Regions from separate parts of the Homo sapiens genome. Here region 1 is linked to region 2. The links are chromatin loops, found by intact Hi-C in ENCODE. Cell type or tissue: PC-3. All regions are shown on one strand.

Region 1 (8,000 bases), 150 kb before region 2:
GGGGTGACGGCAGGTAGCAGACAGGCATACCAGATGGTGCCTTGGACCCATCCTGCCTTGGAAATTTGTCTGGGACACGAGGCTGTGCAGGCAGTGTTGCGGGGTGGGGAAGGGTACTATTGGTTAGCTGGGGAGGTGGGAGAAACTGGGTGGGCTGTGAATCCTGGGGAAGAATCTCTCCTCCAACCTGCAGCCACATTCCACATTCCACACAGGGTGTAGGCTCAGGGTCTTTGACAGGAAGACAGGAAGTGCCCCGGGTCCGGGCTTCCCATGGGTGAATGAGGGGGCACAGGCTGCAAGCCAGTCCGGAAACAGTGTCCGAGGAACAAGCTGGAGGACTGGGTGCCTCCTGGCAGGAGCACAGCAGGACCAGGAGAGTCTGTTAGGAAGGTATGAAGAGGCTTAGGATGTTAGTGACCTGAGACAAGTGGTATCTGGAATGTGGAATGTGGGTGAAGGGTCTAGACTCAAGAACCACCTCCCCACAGGCAGAGTGCTGATCCACAGGGCTTTGGAGGGTCTCTGGGGCAGGAATAAGACTGGGCCTGGCTCCCACAGTTTACAGGCTCATGGCACACCTCTGAGGGTCAGCAGAAACCTCTAGCTTTTTCTGTTATCTCTTTGTTGGTCTCTTGTTGTTATGCTGAGCATATTAGGCAAAGCTAAAATGGAGACATGGGGTCTCGTGGAATATTTCTGGGCCACTCTGGGAGCAAGTGTGAGAGCTGTAAGTTGGATGCCACTGTATTAAAACTTCAGTGCCATTGTTGGAGGGTCCATCGGGGAGAATATTTGAAATCTAGCCCTGCGTGGAAAACATTGGCTCTTTGATTGTCATACTTACAGGCTTATTTTGCTACCTGCTAGGAAGGCTAAAAGATGAAGCCTCACTTCCATCAACATTTGGGGGTAGCTGGGGTGGGATGGGATGGGAAGAGGAAGCCTCCCCTTGGATTACTGGCAGGGCCAGGCCTCTGTGCTTTCCCTCCCATTGTGGCCAGAAAGGGGATAGAAAGGCCAGCATATCTATCCAACTAATATCAGCAAGAAACCCCACTGCCTTCCTAAAGCTTAAGGGGTCCAGAGGGAGAGAGTTACTCCTCTGAAGTGAAACAGTAGTCTCAAGAAGTACGCAGAAAGCAAAGATATATTTGCTATTTTTGCCAAAGGGTAGAGAACAGCGGTGGCCTGATCCTTTGGAAGCCCTGCCCAGGGAACTGGACTATCTCTCTCTCTCTCTTTTTTTTTTTCCAATTTTGTCCTCTTTTTTTTTTTTCGTTAGTGGAGATCGGGTCTTGATATGTTGCCCAGGCTGGTCCCATACTCTTGGGCTCAAGGCATCCTTCTGCCTTGGCCTCCCAAAGTGCTGGGATTATGGGCATGAGCCACCAGGTCTGGCTGTACCTGGACTGTCTGAATGGGTCCTCTTGAAGGACACACTCCAGACATCCTTTCTGTGTTGTGGAGGGGCAGGATGTGCTCCTTTAACAAGCACTCCCTGGTCTGGGCAGAGGGGGAGTTACCTTGGTGGCCAGTAGCCGGGTCAGGTAGATCTCGGACACCATCTTGCTGCCCCGGTCACCCTCCTTCTGGTCACCGTGGTCATGGTTCTTCACCAGATGCCACACCTTGACCCCACTTTCCAGGTCTGGGGTGATCATCGGGGCCCGGGACCGCAGGCTGTCGGGGCTGCCCGTATACCTGAAGGAGGAGTCTGAGGAGAAGGGGTTGGTGGAGGGCTGTGAGTAACAGTCACCAGCCTTGCTTGTAGAATCCTTCCAGAATCCCTGCCCGCCTGCTGCATCCACTCAGAATAAACTCATTTCAGCTGAAAGGGGACCGTTGGGACCTCATATATGGTAGGTTATTTTAGGGATCCTTGGTTGGCATGAGGACGGAAGAGCTTGAAGGCTTTTTTAGAAAAGGATTTATAAATTTTGTGAATTAGAGACATCCTTGGGAATTTGGGAGTCCCCTCTACTCTGACACTCCCAGCAATGAATAATTAATAGGTAAAATGTCAATAGGATATTTTCGTCGGTGTTTTAATAGAAATCTGGATACTAAAGAGCTGCAAGTTGTAATTCTCCTCTTGGGAGTTAAGGGTCTCTTCTTGCATGGGGCCTGGGGTATGGGATTTCCTGAGCCCTTTTTGGTGCTGCTGGGTTCAGTCCTGTGGTGCCCTTTGGTTGAGAAGCCCAAGGCCTTAGTGCATACATGAAACCAGAGCAAATAAAATAAGGGACAAGGAGGTGCCATAACCTCATTGCCCGGAGGGCCTGGGGGCCCCAGTACTCCTCGGACTAATTTATTGATCAAACTGGGACACTTCTGAGAGTAAAAGGGGGCACTCTTAATAATTCAGCCAGGACAACAAGCATAAACTGGACTGGCCCAGGCAACCTGGGATATATGAACCCCCAGCCAGGTGCCTTCCTGGTTCTGGGCCACTCCGACTCCTCTACCAGGCTGGGATATCAAACAAAGGGCACATGGTGCCACCTGCTCCCACGGCTCTGAGGGCGCAGGCTGCCTGGGAATGCCTGGACTAGGGAGGACAGAAACCAACTGGCAGGAGCCTGTGATTGGGCCAGCAGCAGCAAGGGCTGCCTGCTGTTAGAAGGGGTAGCGAGTGGGCCCTGCTAGGTCTCAGAAGACTCTGCTCTGAGCTGCCCAGTCTGCCCTCGTGGTTCTCACCGTATCTGCTGATGGACGTCCGGGAGATGCTGGCAGAGGCAGGGATGTTGTAGGAGGAGGTCTGTTTGGGGACCAGAGCCACCACCGACCTGTCTGACACCTGAGAAGGGTACAAAAGGTACAGTACAAAAGGTGAATGTAGGTGTCTTGGGAAGTTGGATAGTCAAGTATTTCTAGAGGGTTATAAGATAGCTGTGGGGTAGAGAGCAAGGAGTACAGGAATACCAGAAACAACCATTACTGCTGTTTTTTGAGCTTTTATTGGGTTAGAGCTGCATAACCCAATCAAATAGCTACTTGCCATGTGTGTGGATTGAGCATTTGAAATGTGGTTAATCCCAACTAAGATGAGCTGTGTCTAAATTGAGATGTGCTATAAATATACATTACATGCTGGATTTCAATGACAGTATGAATACAAATATAAACTATCTTATTGATAATTTTTAAATTGATTACATATTGAAATGATAATCATTTTAGACCAGTTAGATTAAATAAAATATGTAACATTAATTGATCTTTTTATTTTTACCTTTTTAATGTGACTAATACAAAAAGTTTAAATTACACATGTGGCTTGCACATGTGGCTTGCATTAATTTTCTACTGGACAGCACTGGGCCAGACCCATTCTCCCATCCACTTGGCGAGCTATGCACAAGTATTCCCATTTTACAGATGAAAAAAAAAAATGGAATCATAGGGAGGCTAAGCAACCTCTTAAAGGTCACATAATTCATACATGGTAGAGCCAATATTTGTAGCCAGGTATGTCAGGCTCCAGAGCACATGTTCTCTTCATTATATATTCTAACTTGGAATTTTATTTCGAGTCACACTGGTCTGAAGCCCATTTTCCCTTTTGGCTCTGCTTTCTTTCTGACCTGGGTCCTATAATGCCTGGATCACTTCAAATAGTTTCATCAAAAGGGCAGCCACTCTTGGGGACTGAGCGAGAAAGATGGTGTCTTGTCCCATCCTCTATGAGGGTACCCCAGCTCAGCACCCAGCCTGCAGGAGAGGGCGGATAAGTGAGGAGCCATACTGAAGACATTTGGGGCCATTTTGATTTAAGATTGCCCTCCATCCAGTAAAAACAGAGAATCCCCAGAATCGTGGTGATCCAATTAAACCCCTAACGCAGAGGGAATAAAACAGCTATAATAATGTTATGGGCCATAAAACATTCCTATTAAACCATTTTTTATTTTAACAATTTTTATGAACTTTATAAGTTTGATTTATAGCTGCACCAGTCATAAAACCATCTTTCTGGGTCTTAAATTGTCAGTCCCTCTCTCCCACCAAAAAAGAATTAAATGTGGGGAAGTCAAACTATAAATGAACATTAGTGCTAACGAGATTCCCTGATAGCAGGTTTTAGTGGTGGTGTTTAATTTTACCCTCCCTATAAATCTGCAGAAGCCTGGGAAGTTTTTTAACATCTCTTTGTTAATTAAGATTATGCAGATTTTCTTCTGCAAGGGCTCCAAGGACCTTTGACTCCAGAGAGGGTAACAAGAGGGCAGTGCATTGACTTGATGGTATAAAGCTCCAAGGTCCTGTGCCTGGAAGGTGCCAAGGCTCCATTACTTCCCAGCTAGACCAGCTCCCTGGACTTGTCAGCTGTTGGTACCATCAGCACTAGGACTGGGAGGGGGGCAGTCTCTACCTCCGTCTTTCAGGAATTCTCCTTACAACTGACAGCCCAGAAATGATACCTGGAAAGCTTGGCAGGGGCAGGAGTTCACACTCCCAGGGAGAACAGATTACATTATCATTTATAGTTTCTTGTCACCTAATGAAAGATTCACAAGGTGACTCAAATGACCACAGTTCAACTTGATTGCAGGTCTAGTCACTAAACCGCTCCTGTCCTTGGTTTTTCTCTGTCTTAACCAACAGGTGGTGCAAGTCCATGGTCAAGATGCCTGGCTGGGTCTGACCTTGACTCTGCTGCTTACCCGCTCCAGGACTTAACCTCTCTGAGCCTTACCGGTCAGTGGGGATAATAATTGCATGTAGTTTGTGGTGAGAATTAAAGAAGTTAAAACACGGAAAGGCTGCGAGCAGTGCCTGGGATCCAGTGAGCACGCAGTAAGTGTTGGTATTAGCGTTGCTATTATGAGCATCATCATCATCATCATCACAGTCTCCCAAAGGGAAGAATACTCCCTGCTGTCCCCTGTCACTCAGGGCTAGCATGTGGGAAGTGACTTGCACTCAGTAAAACTCAGTAAATATTTGAGGACTGAATGCATACATGAATGATAAATGACATCAGGGAATTGAAAGTGCTTTGTATGATCAGCACCATGAGAACAAAATAGTCCCTTCTTCTGATTGGGAGCCGTAGGCTGGAAAGCCCAGTAACAAGCATTAGAGTATCAGAGACAGAAGCAGAAAGACCCCACTCCTGCCCTTTAGAAACTCATGATTTGGGGGCATCATGCTATTTTCTTTTGTACTTTCTTATTCAGCTTTAATTGGTTCATTACAATTGTTCTACTGGATACATTAAGCACCATATGAAATGGTGGTGTTTGGGCATGTGTGTATGTGTACAGAATTAACAGGGAGTGATGACAGCTACCTTATCTGTAAGTACAATCCTGGGCACCTCACACTTTCGCAAGTCAGGGTTGTTATCTCCATTTTACAGATGAGGAGCCCAAGGTGCAGAGAGATTAAAGTCACACCACCAAGGAGTGGGGAAGCAGGGCTTGAATACAGCTTCTAAAGCCTCTTCTCTTCCCATTACACCACACTCATGTCCTCTGGGCAGGGGTCTAGGCAGGGTGTCAGGATGGGAGGTGCAGGCGAGTCAGGGGGATGGAGCCTGGAGAAGAGCATTTTTGGGGACCCCTGTGCCACAGCTTCCTCTGTGCCCATGGAGGCTCCTGCCAGCTCCAGCGCCTGGTGGTTGGCAGCTCAGTGCCTGAGAGCCCAGCCTGCCAGCCCCTCTACAGATCCTTCTTTCCGAGACAGGGACATGGGAGGATGTTATTAATCAGACGATCCCACGGGTCTTGCAGCCTGAGGCGCTTCCTCTAGTTGGTTTAATTTCCCTTGGTGTCTCTTATTTCCAGTTTCTATTTTAGTATTTTTTCTGAATCCCAACCTGTCTACCTGTGCTTAATCTTACAGAGACCCCCAGCTGCGAGTGGTTACCATGGGAGGGGAGAAGAGGCGGGAGTAGATACCTCCTTGATCTTGTGTTCTTTTGCTGGGATTTTTCTTTTTTTTTTTTGACTGCTCATTCAATGTGTCTGCCAGTGTGCTAAACACCTCACCTTCTATCTTGAATCTATTCTATACAACTGTACGGAGCAGGGTTCACCAGGAGCCCCATTTTACACATGAGAGACAAGAAAGCCTGAGTAATTTTCCCAAGGACACCAGCTACTAAGAGGAAGAATGTAAGACCTGAAGAGAAGTCTATTCAATTCCCTGCTCCACTGTAAGTCAGAGGTGTGGGCTGTGTTAGTAAGATGCTAAAGAGAGAAAGTGCCAGGTACCTTAAGGTAGTTGTCCATGTGGAGGGCTTTGCAATATGCATTTGATTTTTGTTGTTGTTGTTGTTTTGTTTTGTTTTTTTGCAAATGTAGAGGTACACAGAATAGAAATGCCTAGGCCTTACCCCAGACCTGTTAAATCTGTTTCTGAGGGTGGAGTTTGGTCACTCACGTTTTTTATCAGTTCCCTCAGTAATTCCAATGGGCAGCCATGGCTAAGAATCCCTGTTCTATGCTCCAGCAGGAGGAGGAAAGCAGGGAGAGGAAAATCCTTTTTAGACTTTTGAGGCCTTAGAGCAAGGCTTAGCGGGAAGGGAACATTCTGGGAAGCTGAAGAGGGGAAAAGACACCCCCTCTCACCTGATAATGCATCAGTGTGTTGAGCCGCTTCCAGTCACCCTCAATCTTGGTGGTGATGTCCTCATCTTGCAGCACGACCCGGGCGATCCGGCCTTGGCGCCACTCTGGGTGGAGGGGGTGGTGCAGGGAGCGGCGTGAGAGGGATGAGGGCTGTGAGCCAGTGTCTCCCGATTGCACCTTCTCTAGGGACCTGGCAACCCGGCCCCCTCAAGCTGGTACCAATAACAGAGGCTAGAGACATCTAGGGCTCCATGGGCCCAGGCAGCAGAGGAAACACGTAGACCTCCCCAGAGACAGCCACATCTGAACAGGCAGCGCTCAAAGCGGGAAGCATTTCACACGGGCCTCAGCTGGCCAGGACACAGTCATGCCCCTGCAAGGGTTGTGTGCATGGCAGCTTCCCTTCCTTCACCTCTCAACCCCTGCCCTCACACTCTGAGTCCAGGTTTCCTACCCAAGTCCATGTCCACTGCCCTCGGCCGCTGGGAATAGGGCACATTCTTATACACGGCATCAAGAATCTTCTCCTTGACCTGTGTGATGGTGTCACAGTTTAACACCTTCACTGGGATCTCTGGACTGTTCTCGTTGTCAGGGTTGACGCAGTTCAGGATCTACAAGTAGGGGACAGAGGGTGAGCAGGACAGGAGTTGAAGGAGTAGTTTGAGGGAGAGGGTCAGGACCTCAGAATCTTCTTTTTCCAAAGTTCACCCTCCTTATAGGGGAAATAAGGGTACTTTTCTGGTCTGTGACTCAGTTTCCCTCACCTTCATAACATCTGCCAAATGAGAGTCTGAGTCATTGTGTCCAATTCTTCTTTCTCAAAGCACCAGGACTCTACTTTCTAGCTCCTGGACAGCTTAGGGGAGACTATAGTCCTGGAATGAGGCACCCTCAGTGTTTAGAGATGGCTCTACATGTATCAGAGACTAGTCATGCACTTCCCCAAAGCCTCTATGTTAGGAACCAACATACATCTTTCTCATAATACCAATTACCCAATAACTAATGATGGGTGAACTTTTTTCTCCCCCAATATTATCTAGGATAAACCGAGGCATAGAGTGCTTGGGATGGGTGGGCGGGCCTGCCACCTTGCTCTTGGTACACTTAGTTGTCCTTTGGGCTCACCCCAGACCAGCCTCCCATCCTCTTTATTGACCCCCTAGACTGCTTTTATGGACAGAAGGCAGAGCAAGGGGCAGAAGTAGAAGATACACAGGCGGGCCCGGAGCTTCCGGCTTCCTCACCAGGGTCTTGTACTCGATCTGCTGCCGGATGAGCTTGTCCTCGCTCAGGGAGTAGCGGGCCTCGCCCGTGATGGCATCAATGGGGCCCTTCTCCATCTGCTGCTTGATGGCACAGTATAGCATGAAGAGTGGCTCCCCTGCGCACTCCTGTGGGCACAGACAGGGCAGGAGG
Region 2 (8,000 bases):
ATTTTTTTTTTTTTTTTTAAATAACTGTGTGTATGTTAAAGTCATTAAGGCTGGGAAAGGGGGTGGAGTGGTAGGAGAGTAAAGGCCATTATATGGGAGGAGAAGAAAAATGGCCTGTCTTCAGGCTGTCAGCAGAAGAAACGCCTCTGCATTCAAGCGGTGGGAGAGGGGCTCCGGTAGGAGGCCTGAGTGGGCACCTCTGCCGGGATGGCTGGGAGCAGGGGCAGAAGGCAGAGAAAACAGGTTCATCACATAGCCTGAGCTTTGGCTGTGGCAGTGGCAGTGGCTATGGCTGCCTGGGTATGGACTGTCACTATTCATTAAAGAGCCACCAAGAGAGAAGAAACCTGGGAAACAAAAACCCAAGAGCTCATGCTTAACTTTCATGTATCAGGCACCGCGTTACACCCTCTGCATCTGCTTTATGTTGAATCCAAACAACATTGGCATCCATCCTAGAAAGGCACTATTATTTACTCCGTTTGGCAGACGAGGAAACTGAGAGTCACAGTGGTTAACTTTACACAGCTAGCAAGGGGTGGAAGAAGTGTGGAGACACGGGTGAGTCTTCAGAGATTTTGTCTGAAGTTGTTGCCCCTCATGAGTATTCGCTGTCATTGCCCCACACCCTAAAGCAATCGAGGGGAACTGGGATGGAAGATATCCCAGGAGGGGTAAAAAGGACTGTGATGAGGGAAATGGGGGTAGGAGGGAAAGGGAGTAACCGCTATTGGCCCTGGCCATGTCAAGCTTCTGGGGTCTCCCCCTGCCCAAGTTTGAGAGGGGATGGCGGAGGCTGACTTCTCTGCGACCCCAAACTCCAGCCTTCCAAGCCTTCCAAAGTTCACTCAGTGAGAAACCTCTAGTGTCCAGGCTCTGAGCCTGTGACCTCTTCCTTCCTTTCAGATTTTAATTTGCTGGACTGGGAGACAAATGCATGTGGGAGGTTCTCTGGAGTGATAGGAACACACTGAGGGCTATAAGAAGCATCAGAGAGGCTTCATGCTGGCTGGGGCCCTGAGGACAATCCCATCTACCACTTCCCGACCCAGGTAGGCAGACCGAGCCTTTTCCTTCTGAGCAAGCCCCTTTCCAGGCACTGCTGTCACCTCCTAAGGCTGAGGAGGGTGGTGGCAGGAGGGTGCAGGGAAGGCCCTGTCTGTTCTCTGGTCTTTCCTTCAGGGGGCCAGACCCTGAGGGGTGCAGCCTAGTTCCCCAGAGCACATGCTCCAAATCACAGCTCCAGTGACAGCTTTTGCTTTCCCAGTGAGGGGGCTAGCTCAGGAGATGAAAGTCTGATCCCACTGGCAGCTCCACAGGCTTCCTTTGCCAAAACACACTGTGAAAAGACCCCTGACCTCCACCTCATACTTTCTCTGCTCCACCTCCCGTCAGCCCTGTTTGCTTCCCTCCTCCCTAGAGAGGGTTAGACAGCCCAGTAATTTAGGGATCACTAGCAAGAAAGGTGCAGAGGTCAGAAGTCAGAGAGGGGCTGGGAGGGGAATCTCACCCCTGCTCTCTGGCAAAACCTCCCACCTCTTTCCGCCATCTGTAGACCAGGCCGTTGTGGGCCCGAGTTCACTGTGAAGGTAGGGATGAGGTCCAGGGATGGGAAGTGGCGGAATACAGAGCGATAGGAGGAGAAGCTGTAATTTTAAATTATGTCCAGAAAAATAGCTTTTGGGAGGCAAATGTTCTCCTCCAACTTTCTTATTTTGAAATTTTGCTAGGAAAGAAAATGTTACACTCCCCTGAGACCGTGTCCCATTTAGGAAGTTCTTTCTATTATCTCATTTCAACTCCTCCCTGCTCTAGCTGCTATACAAACAAAGGCAAATTGACTTAGTGTCTCTCCTGTCTCTTTCACCGTGGCCTGTTCAGTCTAGCTCAGCTCAGCTCAGCTCCAGAGCTTAGAACTCAAGACAAAAGGAATCAAACCAGTAGAAGGAGATGAGCAATGGGTTCATCTCTCTTCCTTAAGAAATCAAAGGCCGGGTGCAGTGGCTCACGCCTGTAAACCCAGCACTTTGGGAGGCTGAGGCGGGCGGATCACAAGGTCAGGAGTTCGAGACCAGCCTGACCACCATGGTGAAACCCCATCTCTACTAAACATACAAAAATTAGCCGGGCATGGTGGTGCCTGCCTATAATCCCAGCTACTTAGGAGGCTGAGGCAGGAGAATTGCTTGCACCAGGGAGGTGGAGGTTGCAGTGAGCCCAGATCGCGCCACTGCACTCCAGCCTGGGTGACAGAGTGATACTTTGTCTCAGAAAAGAAAAAAAGAAAGAAAGACAGAAAAAAGAAATCAGAACCACCAAAAAACTGCAAGAGAATTTTTTGGCAGTTCCATAGCTACTGAAAGCGTCTTGCTCTGCCCATGCGAGTGGCAATGTTGGGACACTGCATTCATGGAATGGAGCTCCGGAAGGGCCTTATGAGGCCGTCTCCTCATTTTGCAGATAGGAAAACTGAGGCGTATTTGCCATCACTCTGCTTGTTTGTAGCAAAACAGGGGCTCTCCTGCTTTCCCCTGTAGTTCTGAGCAAGAAAAGGGGTTTGAAGGGCAGCCTTTCAGCTGGGCAGAGCTGTGCGGGGAGTTTGCATCCAGTACTGCTGGGTTCTAGCCCATTCCTAGGTTGGGCAGCTCAGCCTCTCCTAGAGGAGACTCTGGCTGCTGAGTGACCCGGTGAATTAATGCAGCTTCTGGCTAGGGGTAGGGGACAGTAAAAGCCAAGGAGCCAAGATCAGAAAAAGGAATAGCTTCTTCCCATGTGGAATCAAGCTGGGGCTGCCAACCTCCTAGTCAAGAAAGAAAGCTTTTCCTCTCTCTTCCTCCTGTTTACCCACAGCGACTGGGGGAGGCTGTACAGAGAGGCAGGTTGAATGTATTCAGTCTGGGATAGGGAGGGAAAGTTCCTCTGGGGCTCCCCCTTCGTCTAGGGGAGAGGTCAGAAGAACAAAGGTCACAGATGGACCTGCCATGATATGGGAGGAGGCACATGTGTTGCAGTGAGCCATGGAGGGTGGGGGCACAAGAGTTTGGCAACTCAGACAGGGGAGAAGCCACTGATGGCTTATAAACCAGACAAGGTTCATCCTGAATCCGGAGGGAGGGCAGTGAGAGCCCCATGAACTCACTTTCTTGAATGTCACTAACATTTCATTTCACCCTCACTCTGCCTTCCTGTCTCTTTTTTTCTCTTTCTCCCTTAACCTTCCTCAGCAGGGGATGGGGGAGTAGAGGGAGCCGGAAAGGAGGTCTGCAGGCCTCGTTGACTCTGCTGACCATCCACAGCCAGGAGCTGTTGCTGACAGAAAAGAAATGAAGGGGCAGAGATGGGAGGGAAACCAGATGTCCGCAGTTGCAGCACCATTCTGCGCAGCGTCCCCACTGGGGTCCCTGCTGTAGACGAGAAGCCAGAGCCAGGTGCCAGAGAGGGAGAGGGGGGGGTCTTTGGGGGTGGGGGACGGTGCTGGGCCCCACTCCTGCTTATCTACCCCTCAGTTTCTTTTACCTGGGAAACAGATCACCAAGAGAGGCCCGTCTGATGCTTTAAGCTGGGAATTTGGTTTATTCTGGGGCAGATGAAAAAGAAATTGCACTGTAGCATCTTACAAAACTGCCCCCTTTTCAACTGGGACTGAGAGTTGGAGACTTTTCCTTTAGGCTTTCATGGTACCCTAGACTTCTAAGTTATTTCTACTTCATATTCTAGAACTGTACCATCCAGTGTAATAGCCACTAGCCACAGGTAGCTATTTATCCTTATATTAATTAAAATTAAGTAAAATAAGAAATTCAGCTTTTCAGGCACACTAATATATGTCAATCTCTCAATAGCCACATGTAGCTAGTGGCTATTGTATTGAACAGCACAGATATAAAAGTTTTTTCTCATCACAGAATGTTATCTTGGACAGTGCTGTTCTAGGAAGTTTTTACTCAAGTGTAACTTTCATTCTTGATTTCCCCAGATGTTCACATGATAGCCTGCTCCTTAGGAATGAGGGCTAACTGGCCCAGAGGATAGATGTGGGGTGGGTTGAGACAGGGAGGAGGGAAGGGACGGGTAAGAATGTTTATTCTGCCAACCCGAAGGTTTTCTTTAGACTCTGAGTCTCTTTGCCAGTCCTAAGCAATTTAACTTGCCTGGGGAGGAAGGGGGACGCTGTCTGTAGCAAAAGAGGAATTCAGGTGGTAGCTACAGCCAAATAGGTTTTGCAATCATATTCTGCCTCCCTTCTCCACCCCCTGCTTAAAAAAAAAAAAACCAAGGAAAGTATACCAAGGCCAGCCCTAGATAATGTGGGTGTGGTGTCATTACCCTGACTTACTCATCACACCCCAGGGCCTCTACAGGGTTGGGTGTAGGCAGGGATGGAAGGGGCACACAGGCTGGGGATGAAGCAAGCAGTTATGCTTCAGTCAATCTTGAAAGCTGTTGACATGATGGAGATGGAATGAGAGATGTTAAAGCCAGATATTGGGCACACCCAGCAAAGCCTCCCGCCCAGCTCACCCTTGAGCCTGCGCTGCTTTACTCACATTAAGAGATCCGCTGGTGCAGAGAAATCACAAAGAGTACACACACACACACACACGCCTCATGCAGTTCCAGGGAGATTTCTGGAAAGAATCTTTAGCCCAATTTCTCAGTAAGCCTCAGCTGTTCCCCCAGGCTTAAGCGGGGGGCCAGCAGATGGTCCCAGCTAAATAGGCAAGCCTCCCAGTTCCTCTAAAAGCAGGGTCTGGGCCCTTCCAAGCCCAACAGTCCAATTAAGCTTTTTGCCCACAGGTGGAAGCAAAAATGAATTTGGGGCCATTCTTCCCTTCTTTTAGGCATGGAGCACTCAGCCCTCCCATCAGCCCCCTCCCTACTCCTGGCATTGGCCCATAAGGAATCCCTGCCTCTCACACTCTGCTCTGAACATTAGGTTCCTCAGGGATCAAAGACTCCCAGAAAGATTTCCTTCTAAGGTGTCTTCTAGGCTGCAGGGATTTGACTGAACCGTTCAAAGGAAAACTCCTGGCTTGGCCTTGTTAAGGAGGCCCTCTCAGTCCAGGAGGTGGGGCCTCTCAGGATTAAGGCCACAGATCCAGGTACCTTCGATGATGTTCTTATTTCCTTTTCCCAAGGGCCAGAAAGTGCTGCAGGGAGATCCTGGTGCCCTGCTCTTCTCTAGAGGCCTCTCCTCGCTGCAGAGCTCATTGGCATGACTGGCATAAATATATCCATATATCTCTCTATAAATATACATGTCTTTAGCTATATATATCTTTTCTTCTAAAGACTTGGCAAGAATTCCCTACAATCCTTTTCCATGACACTATAGAAAATCAGCAGAGTCATCAGTTTGATGGTTCCCACAAAGACTGCTTGGGGTTGACCTCTGCAAAGCTCCCTTGAATCTTGCTTCCAGTAACCCAACCTCTTCAGCCCTCGCCAGCCCCCAACCCCCTGGCAACACAAAACACAACTCGATTTCCTGAAGCTGAAGCTGCCCCTTTATTCCTTGTTGGTCTCTGAAAGCAAAAAAAAAAAAAAAAAAAAAAGGAAAAAAAAAAAGAAACTATCACTTTTGAGCTATTGTCTTAAGAGAGTAATAAGCTTTGTGTTCCTCCAGCTGGCTGCAAAAGGGAATTAGTTGTGCAGTGGGATCCAATGGCACTTAGAGACAGGTGTGGCAAGGAAGAGGTGCTGGTGGTTTCAGAATGGGCCACATCTCTGTGGGTGAGCAGGAGGGCAGGGCAGATAGAGGTGGTGTCTATCAAGACTTAGCAACCACTGGGGCAGCAGACTAGATGTAGCCCTCCCTGCAATGACTCCTTGCATAAACAGAAGAAACACCAGTGTACACGCACAGGTGGGGAAAGCATCCCCATGACTTTCTGAGGGAGTTATCACTAGGCACAGATTCTGAGAGCGCTATCTTCATCACCCTGCATCATCATTTGTTGGAAGGAGGCCCAGGAGGGTAGGAGGAAAAGGCTGGCTCCTCCGTCTTTTTTAAATCCATCTTTCCTTCTCCACCATTAAAGGCTTGGGTAGGTGGAGACAACCCCTGTGACTTCTCTTTGAGGTATTCAGATCCTAGCCACATGTTGACACCATATTTAATCCTGAAACAGGTTTCCTTTTCTTGATTTTTAAAGTGGGGGTTGGGAGAGGGGGTTCATAAATAGAGAATAGAAAATGCAAAGGAATAAGAGAATCAACAGAGAAATGTACAAAATGTAATTTGGCAAAAAAACAAACAAACGGAAAAAAACACAATAAAACCAAAACCCACAACCACACCTCCCATAGCCTTTCTTGTTTTGTATTCTCTCTTTTTAAAGTTGGGTTGTTATCTTTGCAACAGAGAATGCCAGCAGGTGTTGCTGGCAGCTGTTTAATGACAGTGTCAAGAACATCTTTCAGAAAGGTAGGCTTGGAGGCAGGAGGCGGTGATGGAGAAAATGGGATAGGGGGAGAGTAGGTGGCCCCACATCTGTAGAGAAGTAGCTAAGGAATGAAGGGCTGTCCTGGGAATTGCAATGTTATTTTATTTTTTTTTTTTTTTTTGAGACGGAGTCTCGCTCTGTCGCCCAGGCGGGACTGCGGACTGCAGTGGCGCAATCTCGGCTCACTGCAAGCTCCGCTTCCCGGGTTCACGCCATTCTCCTGCCTCAGCCTCCCGAGTAGCTGGGACTACAGGCGCCCGCCACCGCGCCCGGCTAATTTTTTTTGTATTTTTAGTAGAGACGGGGTTTCACCTTGTTAGCCAGGATGGTCTCGATCTCCTGACCTCATGATCCACCCGCCTCGGCCTCCCAAAGTGCTGGGATTACAGGCGTGAGCCACCGCGCCCGGCCTGCAATGTTATTTTGTACAAAATCCTTCCTGTAGGAAGGTGGGGGAGGGACAAGAGACATTTTTCAGTTTTTTTGCAGACCTAAGAATTTTGAACCAGAATTACATGCAGCTTGCTGTGTCTCTGGACAAATATCTTAGCTCCTCACTCAGCATCTACCACTTTCTTCTTTATTGTTAGTGACTGTCATGAGGATTAAATGAAAGGACCTGGAGACCCTTAGAGAAGGGTCCCAGCAGTCTCCAGGGGTGATTAGCCCTGCAATTATTCCACATCTGGAAAAAGTAATAGCTCCCAGACTGGCAGGGTTATGTCATGGACCAGCAAGAGAAAGATGGTTTTTGTTACATAGCCCAGAGAGGCTGATCTTGGTTCTGTGTGTGTGAGAGAGACCGTAGGGAGGCTGGATTTGGAAGGGAGGGAAGCAGGAGCAACAGCCTGAACAACAAATGCGCTCCAAAGAACACCACCTGAACAACTCGAGCTCTGAAATCTTTTCTGCACTGTGCTTTCAGCTTACTTCCCTAAAGCTGACTCATGAAAGCAAACCTGAAACTCTCACAAGATAAAAAATTTTTTAGAGACAGCAAACCAGCCAGTGCTATGCGAAGACGTCTGCAAGGTACTCTGTCCTATCTGGACTGTTGTTTCCCTTACTGTTAGCACAATGACCAGGATCTTGTAAAAGTCCCTGGCAAGTATTTTCTCCACCTTCAGAGCATTACCAGGCCATGTACTTGCGGGATAAAACCTGCAGGTGTTAGGTTCTTTCTGATGCTGCTGATCAGATGGGTCAGGTAGCAGAGAGAAGGCAGCACTAACCCTTACATTTGTGCAGTGGTGTGCAGTTACTGTTGCTTTCACACGTATCATCTCACTAAATTGCCCCACGATCCTGTGAAGGAGGAACTGAAATGATCAATGTCTCCATTTTAGGGATAAGAGAACTGGGGTGATTTCCCCAAGGTCAGTGGCTGTAGAGCTGGGACTGAGCTCAGCCCACCCGATTTCTGGGCTTCTCTCCCCCAGCTCCACATTGCACCACCACCAGTGACGCGCACCTGAATATTTATGAGAATGGAGCCCCCAGATCACGTCTTGAGGGGAAGAACAAAGGAGGCAAGCTTATCTCATGCCTTCAACT

Evidence for each region. A loop is a pair of places that touch in the nucleus more often than their neighbours do. Peaks named below come from ENCODE experiments on the same cell type or tissue, not always from the same donor. Only the 100,000 strongest peaks of a DNase experiment are listed, where the experiment ranks them.
Region 1: a loop joins it to region 2, with 5 times the contacts of the local background. A loop is called at or near these places in 2 of 110 quality-filtered maps.

The regions. Positions count from the first base shown.
Region 1 is chr1:208,031,793-208,039,792 of GRCh38, forward strand. It overlaps PLXNA2 (plexin A2), which reads right to left. Exons shown (of 32, transcript NM_025179.4): 24 at 7,829-7,975; 25 at 7,033-7,192; 26 at 6,579-6,682; 27 at 2,701-2,800; 28 at 1,527-1,717. Among named protein-coding and RNA genes, the nearest start is that of LINC02767, 77 kb to the left of the region's middle. In PC-3, a CTCF peak has its summit at 4,612 (motif pointing right); a DNase peak (open chromatin) is centred at 4,589.
Region 2 is chr1:208,180,164-208,188,163 of GRCh38, forward strand. The region is part of intron 3 of PLXNA2 (plexin A2); the gene reads right to left. Among named protein-coding and RNA genes, the nearest start is that of PLXNA2, 60 kb to the right of the region's middle. RefSeq lists an enhancer at 1-656. In PC-3, no CTCF peak of the experiment used is centred here; a DNase peak (open chromatin) is centred at 4,368; H3K4me3 peaks cover 1,103 bases; H3K27ac peaks cover 3,858 bases.